Linked DNA regions of Homo sapiens: all the other regions are linked to region 2. Evidence: read pairs that join two places in POLR2A ChIA-PET (ENCODE). Cell type or tissue: HepG2. All regions are shown on one strand. Each heading gives the region's core, and the rest is flanking DNA. Links, peaks and the distances in the headings are about the cores only.

Evidence for each region. ChIA-PET counts read pairs that join two places held together with the same protein. Peaks named below come from ENCODE experiments on the same cell type or tissue, not always from the same donor. Only the 100,000 strongest peaks of a DNase experiment are listed, where the experiment ranks them.
Region 1: POLR2A ChIA-PET joins it to region 2 with 6 read pairs; 10 of 35 experiments call an interaction of 5 or more read pairs at or near these places.
Region 3: POLR2A ChIA-PET joins it to region 2 with 6 read pairs; 4 of 35 experiments call an interaction of 5 or more read pairs at or near these places.

Annotation. Positions count from the first base shown.
Region 1 is chr6:13,658,141-13,664,172 of GRCh38, reverse strand. It overlaps RANBP9 (RAN binding protein 9), which reads left to right. Exons shown (of 14, transcript NM_005493.3): 3 at 5,341-5,393. Among named protein-coding and RNA genes, the nearest start is that of NOL7, 46 kb to the right of the region's middle. In HepG2, for the core only: no CTCF peak of the experiment used is centred there; a DNase peak (open chromatin) is centred at 3,162.
Region 2 is chr6:13,602,536-13,608,567 of GRCh38, reverse strand. All of the region lies in intron 9 of SIRT5 (sirtuin 5), which reads right to left. It overlaps LOC105374938 (a long non-coding RNA gene), which reads left to right. Exons shown (of 2, transcript XR_007059460.1): 1 at 1-2,137. Among named protein-coding and RNA genes, the nearest start is that of NOL7, 9.8 kb to the left of the region's middle. In HepG2, for the core only: a CTCF peak has its summit at 2,768; DNase peaks (open chromatin) are centred at 2,777, 3,447 and 4,217; H3K4me3 peaks cover 324 bases.
Region 3 is chr6:13,545,602-13,551,633 of GRCh38, reverse strand. It overlaps the pseudogene RN7SKP204. Among named protein-coding and RNA genes, the nearest start is that of SIRT5, 26 kb to the left of the region's middle. In HepG2, for the core only: no CTCF peak of the experiment used is centred there; a DNase peak (open chromatin) is centred at 2,893.

The DNA of each region.
Region 1 (6,032 bases), core at 668-5,667, 55 kb before region 2:
GCAACCTTCCTAAATTCACTTATTGCAGTTATTTTGTAGATTCCTTAGGATTTTCTTTATAAACAGTCATATCATCTGTACATAGAGCCAGCTTTATTTCTTTTTGATTTTTATGCATTTTATTTCTCTTTTTTGCCTTGTTGAAATGGCTAGGATTTGTAGTATGGTGTTGAATACGAGTGGTGAGCACTGGCCTTCTTGCTTTTTTGTTGGTCCTTGGAGAATAGTGTTCAGTATTTCACTATTAAGCATGTAAGTTGTAGAGTTTTTGTAGGTACAGGTTGAGGAAGTTCCCTTGTTAGTTTGCCAAGTGTATTTATTTTGAATGGTGTTAAATTGTATCAGGTGTTTTCACTGCAGCTATTTCATGATAGGAATTTTCCCCTAGTATAGAAAAATACATTGATTGGTTTTGAATGTTAAACCAATCTTTTGTTCTTGGGTTAAACACTATCTAGTAATCATATGTTATCGTTTTGATACATTATTAGAATTTCTTTTTATTTACTGACCTTTATGTCTCTGCTATTTTTAGCCATTCTAGATTTTGTGTATCTTTTTTCATAACCTGTTGAGAATTAATATTGAACCATTTTATGTAAAATATAGAAACTTGCATTTCTACATTTATCACTTCCTCCTGTCCTTGCTGTAATTGTCATATGTATTACATCTATGGTATGTTATAAACTACACAATACATGTTACCATTTTTGCTTTAAAGAGTCGTGTTTTAGGAAAATTAAGAGCATTTTTTTAAGTGTAGGTTTGCTAGCAACACATTATGTTTTTCTTTTATCTGAAAATGTGTTTGTTTCACTTTTATTCTTAAGAATATTTCTCTTGAAAATAACATTTTGTGTTGGCAGGCTTTTGGGTTTTTTTTCTTTTTAGCACTTTTAAAGATTTCATTCCACTGTCTTCTGGCCTTATATTTTCTAATAAGTCAGTGGAAATTCAACTCAGTGTTCCTGTGAAAGTAATATGTCGTTTTTCTCTAGCTGTTTTCTGCACTTTTTTTCTTTTTTGTTAGTTTTCAGCAGTTCAGCTGTGATTTGTGCCTAGGTGTGGTTTTCTTTTTATTTAATTAATGTTTGCTGAGCTTCTTGAATCTATACGTTTTTGTCTTTTACCAAATTTGGGGAATTATTTTCAATTTCTTTTCTGTCCTATTCTCTTTTTCCTTGGGATTGGTTATATGTATTTTGATACTGTTCCAAGGACTCTTTCCCCCCATACCCCTACCTTTTTTTCTCTGTCCTTCAGATAAGGTCTGTTTTCATGTTACTATTTGTTTTGCCATCTTCAGTCTGCCATTAAGTACATCAGTAAAGATTTATTTCATACAGTTTTCAGCTCCAGAATTTCTGTTTGGTTCTTGTTTTTGTTTGGGCTGCAGTAACAAAACACCTTAGGCCGGGTAATTTATTGTATAAACAGCATACATTTATTGCTCACAGTTCTGGAGGCTTGAAAGCCCAAGTTTAAAAGGTTCCAGCAGATTCAGTTTCTGGTGAGAACTCTCTGCTTCATAGAAAACACCTATGTGTCCTTACATGGCAGAAGGGGCAAACAAGCCTTCTCACGCCTCTTTTATTAGGGCAAAAATCCCATTCCTGAGGGTGGAGCCTTCATGACCTCCCAGAGGCCCCATCTCATAATACCACCATATTAGGGACCGGGTTTCAACATAAGAATTTTGGGGGACACACGCATTCAGACCATAGTAGTCCCTTTTTATTGATTCTTTTTCTTTTCTGGAATTTCTTTTCATTCAAAGCAAGAGTATTTCTCCCTACATCTTGTGCATTGTAACAGTACCTGGTTTAAATTTTTTTGTCTGCTAATTCTCACATCTGGATTGTCTCAGGGCCATTCCCTGTTTGTGCTTTCTTTTGAGCATGGATATTTTTTGTTCCTTTGTATGTCGGGTAATTGTGTTCTAGCACATTATGTATGGATGATAGATTTTAAAACTCTGAATAGTATTTTTTAAATTGATAATGACTTTTAGTGATATATTTTGTCATTTTCTGTGCTGATTGTTTCCTTGTCCATGCTTTTCTTCTATTTTCACTTGTCTCCCTGCTGCTAAAGTATGTCGTCAGATAGTTCTTTTGTGACAGTCTGTGTATAGTAAACCATTAGCTTTTATGTGTCTTAAAATATCTTATTTTTTCCCTCATTCTTGCTGCATTACCTGGGACCTAAGTTCTAGGTAGACAGTTACTTTACTTTCAATACTTTGAACATATTGTGCCATTGTTTTTCGTCATCAGTTGTTGCTGGGGAGAAGTCTGAAGTCAGTCTAATTGCCATTTCTTGCTAGGTAATCTGCTTTTCTTTCTGGTAGCTTTTAAGATTATGCCCGTGATTGATATTCTACAGTGTGTCTTATGTGTGACTTAATTTTTATCTTCCTCAGTATGTAGTGTGTATTTTCAGTTCAACAACATGTTTTTCAATTCTGGAAAATTACTATCTAAATTATCTCAGCAAATATTGGTACACCACTGTCCTTATATCTTAGTGATTATGTTTTTTTCTTTTAGTATATTCCTAAATATACTTATTTTTATGTTTTTTTAAAATCATACTATCCATTGGGTGATATCATCTAGAATGAATTCATGTTCCAGCCATTTATTTTATTGGTCTTTCTCTTTTTTTCTCATTTTTTTTCCCACATGCCTGTTGTGTCACATTTGTTGATATTATATTTTAGAATTTTGTCCTTGCAGCCTTATTTTGATTGGGAAGTTTAACATTTTTCTTCATTTTGCCCATCTGTCTTTTTCTATGCTTATTTTCTTTCTTACAGTTTTTACTTGATTTTCAATTCATTCCTCCCAATCCAAAACTAGGTTTGTATTAGAGTTTCCGGGTTCTTGCTTCAGCATGATATTGAGAGTATTGCAGGTTCTGTCATGGATCCATTCAATAACTAACTGGTTTAGATCCTGGTTAAGAGGTTTCTCCTCTCTCTTTCCCCTTAACTACACCACAATGTCAAATAAGCTCTAGCTTAGGCAACAGGGGATATCAGTATATTCTTAGCTTCCTTTCAAGAGGAGAAGGCTATTCCAGCCTTTGGCTTTAAGCAGTAAGCATAGCTAATACTCCTCTTATGGAACATTTTTAGTCCTTGTTTACCCAGAGGAGGGGGAACTTTGAGCCACTATTGAGTGCTCATAGACTCAGAGCTTTGCAGGTCCACAGCTTATATCCCCATTCACAGCCTTGTGTTTCTTCTCATCTTCTTGTGACTTAGCCTTTCTAAATAAAAAGTAATACTTAACATTTTATATTGTACTTCTAGCAAAGGGGCTGAATCAAAATACAAACTTAATGAGCCTTCTTGACTAGACATCTATGTGTTGTTTCTTAATGTTTTGTCACTCTTGTCTCACTTGGCATATGCTCATAGTAGTAATATTGCTCTTGTGAATCTGAGTTTTAATTTCTAGTAGGGAAAACTCTGAGTTTTCTTTTTTAAAATTTTGTCTTGATCAAAATTATATATTTTTACATATGAACTTTGAAATAATTTTGCTCAGTTTTAAAACTTCTGTTGGAATATGTCTTGAAATGTATAAATGTGTGTCTACATCATTTTAGAAAGGTTGTCCTCCTTTTTTTGTTTTTGCCCTCCAGCCTGAGTGACAAGAGTCCTGGTCTATCACTCAGGGTGGAGTGCAGTGGTGTGATCATTCATGTCTCACTGCAGCCTCAACCTCCTGGGGTCAAGCAGTCCTCCCACCTCAGTCCCCCACATAGCTAGGACCACAGGTGTGCACCACCGCACACAACTGATGGTTTTGTTTTTTTTTGAGACAAGGTTTCCCAATGTTGCCCAGGCTGGTCTTGAATTCTTGGGCTCAAAAGATCCTCCTGCTTCAGTCTCTGAAAGTGCTGGGATTCCAGGTGTGAGCCTCTGTGCCTATCTGAAAGATTGCCATTTTTATGCTCTCCAGTTATCCAGAAGTTAACTATATCCATTTATATACAGCTTTTAATATGTAATTTTGAGCCTTCCTTGAGAACCTTATTCCTGTTTTATGTTTTCTGTAGTTATTGTGGCTGTCCAGCTGGCTATACTAGAAGAAATATTAAAATGTTCCTCTTACATGTAGTCACTTTGCCAGAATGCCTAAATAATTATAAAAGGTTTTGGTAGATTCTGTGGTTTTCTATGTATATAATCATACCAACTACAAATAAAGGTACTTTTATATCTTTTAACATTTATGCTAGTCATTTAGTTTTCTTATTTTATTAAGCTTTCTAAAGCCCCTAAAACAGTATTTAACAATTATAGGCATCTCTTTGTTCTTGATTTTAGTGGAAATGCCTTCAGTGTGTTTTACTGTTGAATATCTTGCTTGCTGTATTTGGGGGAAAAGTCTCATAGTTAAATAATTTCCTTTTATTCTTATTTTATTGGAGTTCTTATTAGGAATGGTGGCCGAATTTTATCAAATGCCATTTAAAACCTTGATAACAATAATGGGCAATTAGCCTTTTAACAAACTGGATTCAGTTTGCTTTTTATTTTGTTTTTCCTTTTGTGTTAATACTTACAAGTGTATTGTGTTATGTTTTCTTCCTTTGAACTATATTTATCAGGTTTTGTTGTTAATGTTTTATAAGCACTTGAAAAATAATTGAATACCTTAATAATCTTCCCTTGTGTATTGTGTGGAGACTGTTTTGTTCTAACTTTATAAATTGATAATAAAGAACCCTCTGTTTAGGTAGATTTTGTCAGTTTGCTCAGTTTTAGAAAGCTAGTATAGAAAATACATACCTTGGGGTAATTTTATTAAGATATTTTTATGTGAGTTTGAAATTTTTTCCAAATATGAATCCATATTTCCGTGTGTGTGTGTGTGTGTGTGTGTGTGTGTGTGTGTGTATGTGTGTGTGTGTGGGGTCTAAATTTGTACTGTGTCCCTTGGGAAACACATTTGTTTCCTTAACATTTTTTTTCCTTCTGCAATCCCTCTGTGCTTTTTTTGTGAGAAATCTTAATCCCAAACATTTATCTGTAAATAAGTTGGCGAGATTTTTTATAGGTGTCAGTAGAGTGCATAGCTGTATATTAATGCTTTGTGTGTATTTATGAATTATTACCATATGAGTTTGCTGTGAAGTCTGAGTATTACTGGTACTTAATATTGCCCGTTGTTGTTACATAATAAATTGTAATAAAATTTTTGTTGCTACCTTAGGAGTTCCAACTTGGGCTTGGTTCTGATATTGTTTGAGACTGTTTGGTAATTTATACATATATGACTGTAATAATGTCCTTTTCTTCTCTCCCCCAACCTCCGCCAACAGTTACATGGGAATTGGTCTTTCTGCTCAAGGTGTGAACATGAATAGACTACCAGGTACACTTGTAATTGAATTACAGTATTATGTCTTATGAGTAGCTCTTTCTGGTTAAATTTTTCAAGTAAGAAATTGTAATATTTAAAGATACTGATTTTCTGTGTTTTTAATCATCATTATGAATTTTAAGTGAAAGCTGAGTGGGGTTTTTTTGTTTTGTTTTGTTTTTGAGACAGAGTCTCACTGTGTCACCCAGGTTGGAGGGCAGTGGCGCAGTTTTGGCCCACTGCAACCTCTGCCTCCTGGGATCAAGCGGTTTTCCTGCCCTCAGCCTCCCAAGTAGCTGGGATCACAGGCATGCGCCACCAGGCCCGGCTAATTTTTGTATTTTTAGTAGAGATGGGGTTTTGCCATTTTGGCCAGGCTGGTCTCGAGCCCCTGACCTCAGGTGATCCACCTGCCTCGGCCTCCCAAACTGTTAGGATTACAGGCGTGAGCCACCATGCCCAGCCTGCTGAGCGGTTTTTAATAAATTTAAATTTCACACTATTTAGTAAAACATATAGTATATATATCATGCTTTTTTTTGTATTTTTATATTTTTAAGTTTTAGTACATAGTAATATCAGCTACTTTAAATATTTTAATGTGGCTAGTTATATTGGCTACCCATCACATTTTTGACTTTTAACCCATCT
Region 2 (6,032 bases), core at 516-5,515:
GTCACCCAGGCCGGAGTGCAGTGGCACGATCTTGGCTCACTGCAACTTCTGCCTCCCAGGCTCAAGGGATTCTCCCACCTCAGCCTCCCAAGTAGCCGGGATTACAGGTGTGGACCACCACGCCTGGCTAGTTTTTGTATTTTTAGTAGAGATGGGGTTTCGCCATGTTGGCCAGGCTGGTCCTGAACTCCTGGCCTCAAGTGATCCTCCAGCCTCAGCCTCCCAAAGTGCTGGGATTACAGGCATAAGCCATTGTACCTGGCCAGTAAAAGATTTTCATGCATAAAAATATATTACATTAGTATAAATTCTGTAGTAGTGATAGAATGGAAATACAAGTTCAAAGAGAAAAGAAAAAATGCAAAGTTTCCAATTGTTAAGGAAGGGCTTGTATATTTATTTTGTAAATGGATGGTGGTATGTACCAGATAGTTATAACATTCAGATTGGACTGGATACATTTTAAACAATGATATGGTAGTTTTTATTTTAAAATGTCAGTGTTTCAGCCAGGCACAGTGGCTCACACCTGTAATCCCAGCACTTTTAGGAGCTTGAGCTAGGCAGATTGCCTGATGTCAGTAGTTTGAGACCAGCCTGGGCAATGTGGTGAAAACCCGTCTCTACTAAAAAAAAAATACAAAAAATTAGCTGGGTGTGGTGGCGCACGCCTGTAGTCCTAGCTGCTTGGGAGGCTGAGGCAGGAGAATTGCTTGAACCAGGGAGGCGGAGGTTGCAGTGAGTCGAGATCGTGCCACTGCAGTCCAGCCTGGGCAACAGAGCCAGACTCTGTCTCAAACATCAATAAATAAATAAAATGGCAGTGTTTCCAATGCACTTGGAATCACATCTCCAACTATATTTGATTTAAAAAACCTTAGATGTCAACTTTTAAAATGGGAAAGGCAAACATGAACAGTGTTTGAAAGCCTCTTTCTAGCACACCTGTGCACTCTGCTGGCCCCCACCAGTTGTAGGACAACCACGACTACAGTGTTAGCTGCACATCTGCTCACGCCACTTGCATTGGTTAATGTAATCATCCTGCTGCATTTAAAATTACGTAATAAACTGCAAAAATAGAGCTGTTAAGAGAGTTATTTCTAGGAAAACTAGTTGAATGCTTGGGAAAGACATACTGAGTCACTAAATATAATTTGGTTAAATTAGGTGTAGGTGTAAAAGATGGGGGAAGACTGCTTCACATGTTTCTTTTCCTAAGTTCTTGCTCTCCTTTAAAAGAAAAAAAAAAAACAGACAAATATCAAAAACCAGAAGTTGTAATCCAGTGTTTGCCAAGGTTTCTTGGTAAGAATTACCTGGGTCATTTGCTAACTACACAGATAAACAGGCATCTTCCCCCTAGAAATTCTGATTCAGGAAGTCTAGGTGGGGGCCTTGGGATCTGATTTTCCTGGTTGTCTGTTTTGTTTTATAAAATAAGGGCTGGAGTCATTCGTATCTTCAGGGGTATTTGGGGAACACGAGGAAGATTATGGATACGACAAGAAAGGTGAGCTCCAATCAGCAGATCCCTACTCAAACAAAAGGCCTTTAGCTCTATTCCAAAAAAAAAAAAAAAAGCAGGCCAAGTGTGTTGGCTCACGCCTGTAATCCCAGCACTTCGGGAGGCTAAGGCAGGTGGATCTCTTGAGGCCAGGAGTTTGAGACCTGTCTGACCAACATGGTGAAATCCCGTCTCTACTAAAAATACAAAAATTAGCCAGGTGTGGTGGTGCACGCCTGTAATCCCAGCTACTCGGGAGGCTTAGGTGGGAGGACTGCTTGAGCCCGGGAGGCAAAGTTTCCAGTAAACCAAGATTGCGCCACTGCACTCCAGCCTGGGCAACAGAGCAAGACTCTGTCTTAAAACAAAACAAAACAAAAAACAAACAAAAAGCAAATGAAGGTAGATTTATGCTTTATATCAAAATGTTTAAAGTATGTATGTGTCCTTTTCTATTAGTCTTGTTTTCAGTGGCTTTTTGAATGAACAGACCAACTAAGCCCTGACTGCATGGACTAGGAGGGCTTCCCTACCCGCCCTTGACAGCACAGCCAGGGAGAGCGCTGGACTTCCCTAACACACACGGTCAACTATCGCTTCAAAGCAGTGACCTCTTCACACCCTAGATAGGTAACTATATAACCACAACAATCTATAAAACTCTTCTACCTAACAATTCCTTAGACTTCTAAACTCCAACAGCAGGTAGCTTGGGTGTCTTCCCTCCCCAGAGCCCCCAACTCCATTACTTTACTGCTCGCCTCTCCTGGGACTTCCTCACTCCACTCCAGCCACACTGAGGGGCCTCTGCTCCAGGTGGTCCCAGTGTCTGAAAAGCTCTTATCCCAGATTATGTCTTCGGCTGCCTCCTTCACCTCCTTCAAGTCTTTGCTCCAATCTCTTCTTAATGAGGTTTGTGCATCTTTACTTTGTGCAGTCTCTTAGCACCTGCTCACGTGCTGTAGAATGTGTACCTTATGTTCACTGCTTACCTGTCTGCCTCAACCACTAGAATATAATCTTTCCTTGGTAGATATTTGTTTTGTTTACTGATATATCCTATCTTAAGCACTTAGAAAAGTGTCTGATACATAGTGGATACTTACAAATATTTGTGGACTTTAATTAAATTCCAACATTTAGAGAAATTTAAAGATCAACAGGGCACAACATAGTGGCTGCAGGGCACAGTGGGCCAAAGGTGCTTTGAAGGCCCTGGCCACCAGCTCCCTGCAGCGACAGTCCCATTTTTGCCTCAGCGAATGTACAAATCCTACAAGCCAAGGCCCCCTGGGGTTGAGTAACAGTCAAAACACTGAGGTTTAAATTCAAAAATGCCTAGGGTTTATTGGAATAGTCAGGGTTTATCAGAAATCATCCAATATAAGCATCGGACATGGGGAAAACGACAAAACCAAAACTGGAACTAATTAACACCTTGAAAATAGAAATACATTCCTGTGGGAGGAGAATTCTATGCCTTTGTCACTAGATTAGAACTGGGGCAAAGAATCTGAACAACTTGTGTAAGGCCTAAGGTGTCTTGTGAGATCCAAATCCTTATTAAAATATAGGCAGCATTCTAGCTGCCTATTTAGGTAACAAAGAAAATCAGGTTAAAAGTAGCAGAGAACATTATTCCATTTTTTTTTTCTCCGTAACCTAGAGCAGGGGTTAGAAAACTTTTTCTGTAAAGGGCCACACAGGACATATTTTAGGCTTTGCAGACCAGCCAGTCTCTGTTGCAACTATTCACCTCTGTCATCCTAATGCAAAAGCAGCCACACACAATATACAAACATATGGCCACAGCTGTGTTCCAATGAAACCTTATTTACAGATACAGGTGGTGGGCAAATTTGGCCCACAGGCAGTAGTTTGCTGACCCCTGACCTAGGGTAAAGTTCAACCAAAATCTGTTAAGCACGAGATATACAATTCTGCCATTGTTAAGCTCTGTGTTTAAACAGTCCTCTCAATTGCTCCAGGGTTGGTTTCTGCCTTTGAAAAATTGAGTAGGATGAGATGACTATCACCAGCATCTCTTCTAAATGTCAGCTTTGATGATGCCAAGAAAAAAGCATTGCTGGCTTCATTGATCAGTTACTCCTTCATTGATGAGATGACAGTTCTTGTGGTCAGTCTGGTTGATAAGTAGCTTGCCAAATTGATAAGAATTTCTAACTAGCAAGTAGCCTGTTTGTTAGAGACAATCATAGGTTTTCAAGACAATATGAAGCTGAAGAATTTTGGCTGAAGTAGCAGCTGAAACAGGTCTGTGGTTTTAGGAGGCTTGACTTGAGCAGTGATATATATTACATGCCAAGAATCTCTCCTGAACTGGCAGGAAAAACCACCAAGTTCAGTTTCTTTCACATGAAGACACAGCCACCATATCCAAGGGATGCTGGGCCCCTGCTGCTCAGTCCATGGCATGGGAGGTGGGGGCCAACTCTAAACTTGGGTTGTGGAAATACTCCAGTTTTATTTTCTTCTTTTTCTCTATCTGCATTTTCTTGCTTTTCTACAATGATGACTTGTTTTAATTCTTTATAATAATTAGAGATGAGATGGAGATCAAATGACTGAAAAGAAACCACATTAGAAGAACCAAACTGGGGACATAGCTCAGGTCCTGCTTCACAAAGTTTATCCTGTCCCACTCTTCGAGTTTTCTGATGGTCTTTCAAACAGACAGGAGGCTTGAGCTGCCTAGCTCCGGTATTACTACGCTTAGTCATGCTAAGTGGCCCAGCTGCTCCACATAGGTGCCACAACACAAATCAGACGGAGGCTCAATGTGCATTTTTCAGGAGATAAGTTAGAAGATCATTTAACTTTTTATCTAACAGCTTTATTGAGATTTGATTCACATACAATCCACCTATTTCAAATATATAATTCAGTGGCTTTTAGTGTATTCACAGAATTATACAACCATCACCACAATCAACTTTAGAGCATTTTTAACAACCTCAAAGAAACTTGTTCTCATTAGCACCCACTCCCAATTCCTCCCTACTCCCAGCCAAAACAACCACTCATCTACCTTCTCTCTATTGATCTGCCTATTCTAGATATTTCGTATAAATGAAGTCATACCATATATGGTCTTTTATGACTGGCTTCTTTCACTTAGCATAACGTTTTCAAGGGTCATCCATGTAGTAGCATGTATGGATATCTCGTTCTTTTTATGGCTAAAATATAGTCCATTGTACAAACATACCAAATTTTATTTATTCATCCTTCAGTCGATGGACGTTTGGGTTGTTTCTACTTTTTCCATTAACAAGTTGCTATGAACATTTGTGTACAGATTTTTGTGTAGATGTATGATTTCATTTCTAGGACTATATACCAAGGAGTAGAATTGCTAGATCATATAGTAACCCTATATTTAAATGCCACATTGTTTTCTAAAATGACTGCGCCATTGTACATTCTCATCAGCCATGTATGAGGGTTCCAATTTCCTCACCAACACTTGTGATTTTCCTTTATCTTAAAAATTATAGCCACGCTTGTGGCTGTGAAGTGGTATCTCACTGTGGTTTTGCTACTGAACATCATTTCAATATGCTTATTGGCCATGTGTATATATTTGGAGAAATGTCTTTTCAAATATTTTGACCTGGTTTTTAATTGGATTGTCTTTTTATTATTTATAGTTGTAAGAGTTCTTTATATATCCTGGATACAAATCCCTTATCAAATATCAAATATTAGACTTACAAATATTTTCTCCGATTCTATGGGTTGTCTTTTTTTTTTTTTTTTTTTTGAGACGGAGTCTGGCTCTGTCGCCCAGGCTGGAGTGCAGTGGCGCGATCTCGGCTCACTGCAAGCTCCACCTCCCGGGTTCACGCCATTCTCCAGCCTCAGCCTCCCGAGTAGCTGGGACTACAGACGCCCACCACCACGCCCGGCTAATTTTTTGTATTTTTAGTAGAGACGGGGTTTCACCGTGTTAACCAGGATGGTCTCGATCTCCTGACCTCATGATCCACCTGCCTCGGCCTCCCAAAGTGCTGGGATTACAGGCGTGAGCCACCGCACCCGGCCTGTGGGTTGTCTTTTTACTTAATCGATGGTACCCATTGGAATACAGAAGTTTTAAATTTTGATAAAGTCCAATTTATCCATTTTTCTTATGTTACTTGCTCTTTTGGTGTCATATCTAAGAAAGCTTTAACCCAAGGTTACAAAGATTTACTCCTACATTTTCTTTTGACATTTTATACTTTTAGCTCTTACATTTAGGTCTATGATCCATTTTGGGTTATTTTTTGTAATGGTGTGACAGAGGGGTCCAAGCTTATTCTTTTGCATGTGGGTATCCAGCACTATTTCTTGAAAAAGACTGTATTTCATCAAATTGTCTTGCCACTCTTTTCAAAAATCAGTTGACCATGAATGTGAGGTTTGTTTTATTGTTCTGTTTTGTTTTGTTTTTTACTGGACTCTCAATTCTACTCCACTGATTCTATATATCTATCCTATGCCAGTGCCACACTGTCTTGAT
Region 3 (6,032 bases), core at 408-5,407, 57 kb after region 2:
ATGTGTTTCCTCTTAGAATTTCTCTGGCTTTTCTTGCTTATTTATTTTCCCAGATGAATGTCAAAATCAACTCCAATATTTCCAGAAAAAAATGGTTATGTTTACTGAAATAGCATTAAAAACAGATTAAGAATGTTGGCTGAAATAAAAATTAATGATGAAGTTTGAAAATAATCAAATAAATCTTTCAGAAAAAAATGGACAAAAAGAAAATTTGAGAGAGAAAAAAAATATCTGAAAGCTCAACTCAGGAGGTCAAATGATCAACTAGTAGGCATTCCAGAAAGTGAACACAGAGAAAATGAAGGAAAGGAAATTAATAAGGAAATAATTTTTTAAATGTTTAACATGAGCTTCCTGACTAAAACAGCCCAGTATATTCCCAACACAATATGTAAACACATATTCCCTCTCCCTCCTTATTCCCGCCCTCTCCCCAGGAATAATTTGAAAACACCAGAGATAAAGATTATAAAACCTTCCAGAAAAAATAATAGGTCACAATCAAATTAATGAAAATTACAATAGCATTAGGCTTCTCAACAGCTCCGCAGGGTTCTTGAAGAATCTCTAAGAACAACACAGGATTCTTGAGCAATGCCTTAAAATTCTGAAGAATAATTATTTTCCACATAAACTTCTGTGCACAGGCAAACTACTAGTCAAGAGTAAGAACCAAATAAAGACATTTTAGTTAGACATTTAAGGACTCAGAAAAATTTATATCTGATGCACACACCTTTCTGAGAGGGTTACTTGGAGGATGTTCTCTATCAAAATGAGGAAATAAACCAAGGAATAGTGAAAGATAAGGAAGTCAGTGGCTGCAGCAGGCCTCAGCAGGACTTATGGTTCTTAGATGTGGCTGTACATTAAAATTGATTGGGGAAACTTATTAAGCATATGATTATATCCCTCCACTTCACCCTCCCCATCTCCAAATTCTGATTTAATTTCTCTGGAGTGGAGCCCAGGTTTTAGTGTTTCTTCAAAGTTTCCCAGGTAATTCTATTGAGCAGCAAAGGTGAGAAACACCAAATTATGAAGAAAAGTATCTTTCTATATACAGACTTTTAGTCATTATGGATGGAACAATCATTTGCTGCTTTTATTGTGTTTTTCAGCCAGATCTGCAGGTCAGAACTTTAAACCACAGGTGAATTCCATGTATGATACAGAGTATTTATGTATTAACTACTAGCTTTAAATGGTTAATATTCACAGGGGAAATACAATAGGTTTTTAGAGTTTTTCAATATATCAGAGAAAAAAACAAAAAAGATAAGAAGGCTGGGCGCAGTGGCTCATGTCTGTAATACCAGAACTTTGGGAGGCCAAGGTGGACGGATCACGAGGTCAGGAGTTCGAGACCAGCCTGACCAACATAGTGAAACCCCATCTCTACTAAAAATACAAAAAAATTAGCTGGGTGTGGTGGCGGGCACCTGTAATCCCAGCTACTTGGGAGGCTGAGGCAAGGAGAATCGCTTGAACCTGGGAGGTGGAAGTTGCAGTAAGCCAAGATGGTGCCACTGCACTCCAGCCCAGGTGACAGTGCGAGACTCCATCTGAAAAAAAAAAAAAAAAAGATAAGAATAAGATGCAATGATTGGGGGACAGTTTGTAAATTTCTAACCTTTGTAAGAAAGTAGGGATGCCTTGAACGCTACTCTTTAATATTCTTTAAAAGAAACAACAAACGTAAATAACCCTCTCCATTGGTAAATAGAGTGCTCTCATTAATTTCTTGGTAGGAAGAGTCTCCCCATTAAGCTAAAGGGCACAAGTCATAGATCCTGTATAACTAGGATTAACTAGTTTTTGCCTGGTGTGGCCGACACCAAGACTTTCTCTGCCTTCTCCTGCTCCACTCAGCTATCAGTGTCTTTGGCAACACCAAGGTATTGGTTTCTAGATCATAATTTTTGCCTGGATAACTAAGGGCCAGGGCCTGACTTGGTTTTTTGTTTTTGTTTTGCCAATTAATAGATACAGGACCAGTGCCACCATAGCCTTGCCTCTTGTGAACACTTCAGATGTTCTGAAAAGTGATCGGATGAATGATGTTTTGGGCATCCTGAAAGAACATGATCGTCCCAGGCTGGGCTTCTAGAGGAGTACCTCCATCTGCCCAGTCACCAACAGCCCTCTGGTGGGAAATGAGTAGAAGAAATTGGGGAAGATTTTAATTTCTTTTCTTTCTGTGTTAGTTTGTTCTTGCACTGCTATAAAGAAATACCCAAGACTGGGTAATTTATAAAGAAAAGAGGTTTAATTGGCTCACAGTTCTGCAGGCTGTACAGGAAGCAGGCTGGGGAAGCCTCAGGAAACTTACAATTGTGGTGGAAGGCAAAGGGGAAGCAGGCACATCTGACATGGCTGGAGCAGGAGGAAGAGAGTGAAGGAGGAGGTGCTGCTACACACTTTTAAACAACCAGATCAAGTGAGAACTAACTCATTATCACGAGAGCAGCAAGGGGTCAGTTCACCCCCATGATCCAATCACCTCCCACCAGGCCCCTCCTCCAACATCCCACCAGGTCCCTCCTCCAACATCCCACCAGGCCCCTCCTCCAACACTGGGGATTGCAATTCGACATGAGATTTGGGCGGGAACACAAATCCAAACCATATCTCTTTCTTTCTTTCCTTTTTTTAGAGATAGACTCTTACTCTATTGCTCAGGCTGGTTTCAAAATCCTGGGCTCAAGTGATGCTCCCCTCTCAGCCTTCCAAATAGCTGGGAGAGCATGCGTGTGCCACCTTTAGTTTCTTTTTTAGTTAACCTAAGGGATTTGGACTTTACACTTTAATTCACAAGGGTAAACATATTGGATTAATTCCTTTGAACTGTAACATAAAATTCCTGGACTTTAACTTCTTTGAGATTTTAATCTTTGAACTTTGAATCCATGGTGACTTCATGACAGGAGGCATGTGTTGTTGGCATTTTATTGTCATTATGATGTCATTTGAGCTCACTGCACAACCTTTGGTAGGCTGTACTGAACAACATGATGAACTTAATTTGGGATGGAAAATAGAAGAGGAAGTAGATTTATAGCTTTTTAGTACCTCAGAGTTAATTTGATTAATGTGGGGGTGGGGGGGATGGATCTAGGTTTTGTGAGGCCTGATGTGTATACAATATGAGGGAAACTTTTAAGAACAAAATTATGAATATCAAAGTAGATATGAAAGTGAATATTTGTTTAGATTGAAAACAGAAGTCACAGCCGGGCACGGTGGCTCACGCCTGTAATCCCAGCACTTTGGGAGGCCGAGGCTGGCGGATCATGAGGTCAGGAGATTGAGACCATCCTGGCTAACACGATGAAACCCTGTCTCTACTAAAAATACAAAAAATTAGCCGGGTGAGGTTGCGGGCGCCTGTAGTCCCAGCTACTCGGGAGGCTGAAGCAGGAGAATGGTGTAAACCCGGGAGGCAGAGCTTGCAGTGAGCTGAGACGGTGCCACTGCACTCCAGCCTGGGCAACAGAACGAGACTCTGTCTCAAAAAAAAAAAAAAACAAAAAAAGAAAAGAGAAATCACAACAAGTTATGATTTTATAAAACTGACAAAGACCACAAATACTGCTCATCTAGAAATTGACATGTTAATATTATTTTTAACCAAAAAATATATTTATTAAATACATATTAATAAATATTGTCACTCTTCTACATTATTTTGAAAGCTTGTTTGAAGGTTCTAGCAGGGGAGCGCAGCTGCTTGTATACCCTTGACTGAAGACCGGTCCTCCTCTATCAGGGACGGTTGTCCTCTTCGACCGAGTGCGCAGCTTCAGGAGGGACACACATAGAGTGGTAAGGGAGGAAGGGGACACCCACCTAGCCAGCCAGATCAGCCGAATCAACCCTGACGATTAGTGGGGTGACAGATGTCGCAGCCAGATTGGCCTCACATCCTCTCTACATTATTTTGGCTGCATACTTTTTGATTACCCCTTCACAAAACAATGGTTTTATAATATCATTTTATGTAGAAAGAATAGAAAGACAATTCAGTCTTCCAGCGTGGTTAAATAAAATTTCCCTCAATTGCACAACATTTTTCATTAGCAACAAAACTTTACTTGGAGATCTTGAGCTTGATCTTAAACCAAATATAAAAGGGACGATGACTTCTGTGTAAATCATTTTCCCAAAGAAAAAGGCACAAAGGGATTACTTGTATCAAATTCATCACTTTGCTGATTCTCTTTCCTGAGAATCAATGAGGAAGGTGTGGCAAGACTGTTTGGGAAAAAAAATCCCTCTTCACAGTACCAGAAAAATGGAGTTAGAGGATTGTCTCTCCTACTGTCGATGAAAAAAATTAAACTCTGTAAAATATTTGATGAGATTTATTATGAGCCAAATATGAGTGATCAATGGCCTGTGACATAGCTGTCAGGAGATCCTGAGAACATGTGCCCAAGGGAGTCAGCCTACAACTTGGTTTTATACATTTTAGGGAGACATAAGACATCAATCAATACATATAAGATGTACATTGGTTTGGTCCAGAAAGGCAGGACAACTGGAAGTGGGGGCTTCCAGTCATAGGCAGATTCAAAGATTTTCTCATTGGAAATTGGTTGAGTTATTATCTAAAGACCTGGAATCCGTAGAAGGGAATGTCTGGGTAAAGATAAGGGGTGGTGGAGACCAAGGTTTCATCATGCAGATGAAGCCTCCAGGTAGGAGGCTTCAGAGAGAATAGATTGTAACCATTTCTTATCAGACTTAGAGTCTCTTCTATCACCCTTAAGATGTGTTTTAATGTTACTGTTGATCAGATGTGTCTGAATTACAAAAGGGAGGAGGGAATAATGAGACATGCCCAACTCCCGCTTCCTGTCATGGCCTCAACTAGTTTTTCAGGTTAACTTTAGAATGCCCTTGGCTGAGAAAAAGGGTCCATTCAAATGGTTGGAGGGCTTAGAATTTTATTTTTGGTTTACATTACCTTCCCCAGCATTTTGCTCCAATAACTTGTTGGGCATAACCATTAAATCTACGGTCAAAAGAATGCTGTTGGTCCCCTTGGAGGAGAAGACCACAGTGGATCAGGGAGGTCCTGCTCCTACCTTCCTTCAAAACCAGGCCCTGCTGTTTTGCAGCAGCTGTTGGCTATATTGGCAGGCAGCATTGATTTTTGTCCTCAGAAATGTTCTCAAAGTGGCTCAGAAGCCCAGAAGTACATTTATTTTAAAGCAAATGAAATTTAAGTTCTAGAGCTCCTCCATTGTGCAGGCCTCTTCAGAGGCTCACTGTATTCCATAGAGAAAAAAGCTAGGTCTTTATTGCCTTCTGCAACATCACCAAAGATCTGGGCCTCAAGTGGCTCAAGCCATCTTTCTGCCTAGGGAGAAGTGAAATTTGTTAACACCAATAAGGCAAAGAGAAAGGTAATTCTCTGCTTCTGACATGGAAAACAGGATTATGCAGCAAGATTTCAGCCATGGGAGGCAGGCTATAGTGTTAAAAAGGGATTTTCTAAATGCCTTTATCCACCCTCCTTTTCTCTCACCCTGAGACCAAGCATGCCTTTTTCCCTGCTAAATCTCTAGTGCCTCCAGAGCTCCTGGGACAAAGCTGGCACTCAATTAATACAAGCTGAATAAGTCAGTGAATATATCCAGAATCTAATCCTGTTAATGCATCAAAGGATACTGTCAAGAGAGTGAAAAAGCAACCCACAGAATGAAAGAAAATATTTGCAAATCACATATCTGATAAGGGATTTATACCCAGGATATATAAAGAACTCCTACAAAAACCAAAAAACCTAAATTCATAAAATGGGCAATGGACTTGAATAGGCGTGTCTCCAGAGAAGATACATAAATGGTCAATAAGCTCATGAAAAGATGCTTAACATCACTAGCCATCAGGGAAACACAAATCAAAACCACAGTGAAATGCCACATCATACCCATTAGGAAGGCTATTATGAAAAAAAAAAAAACAGAAAATAAATGCTGGCATGGATGTGGAAAAGCAGAAATCTTCCTGGGTTGCTGGTG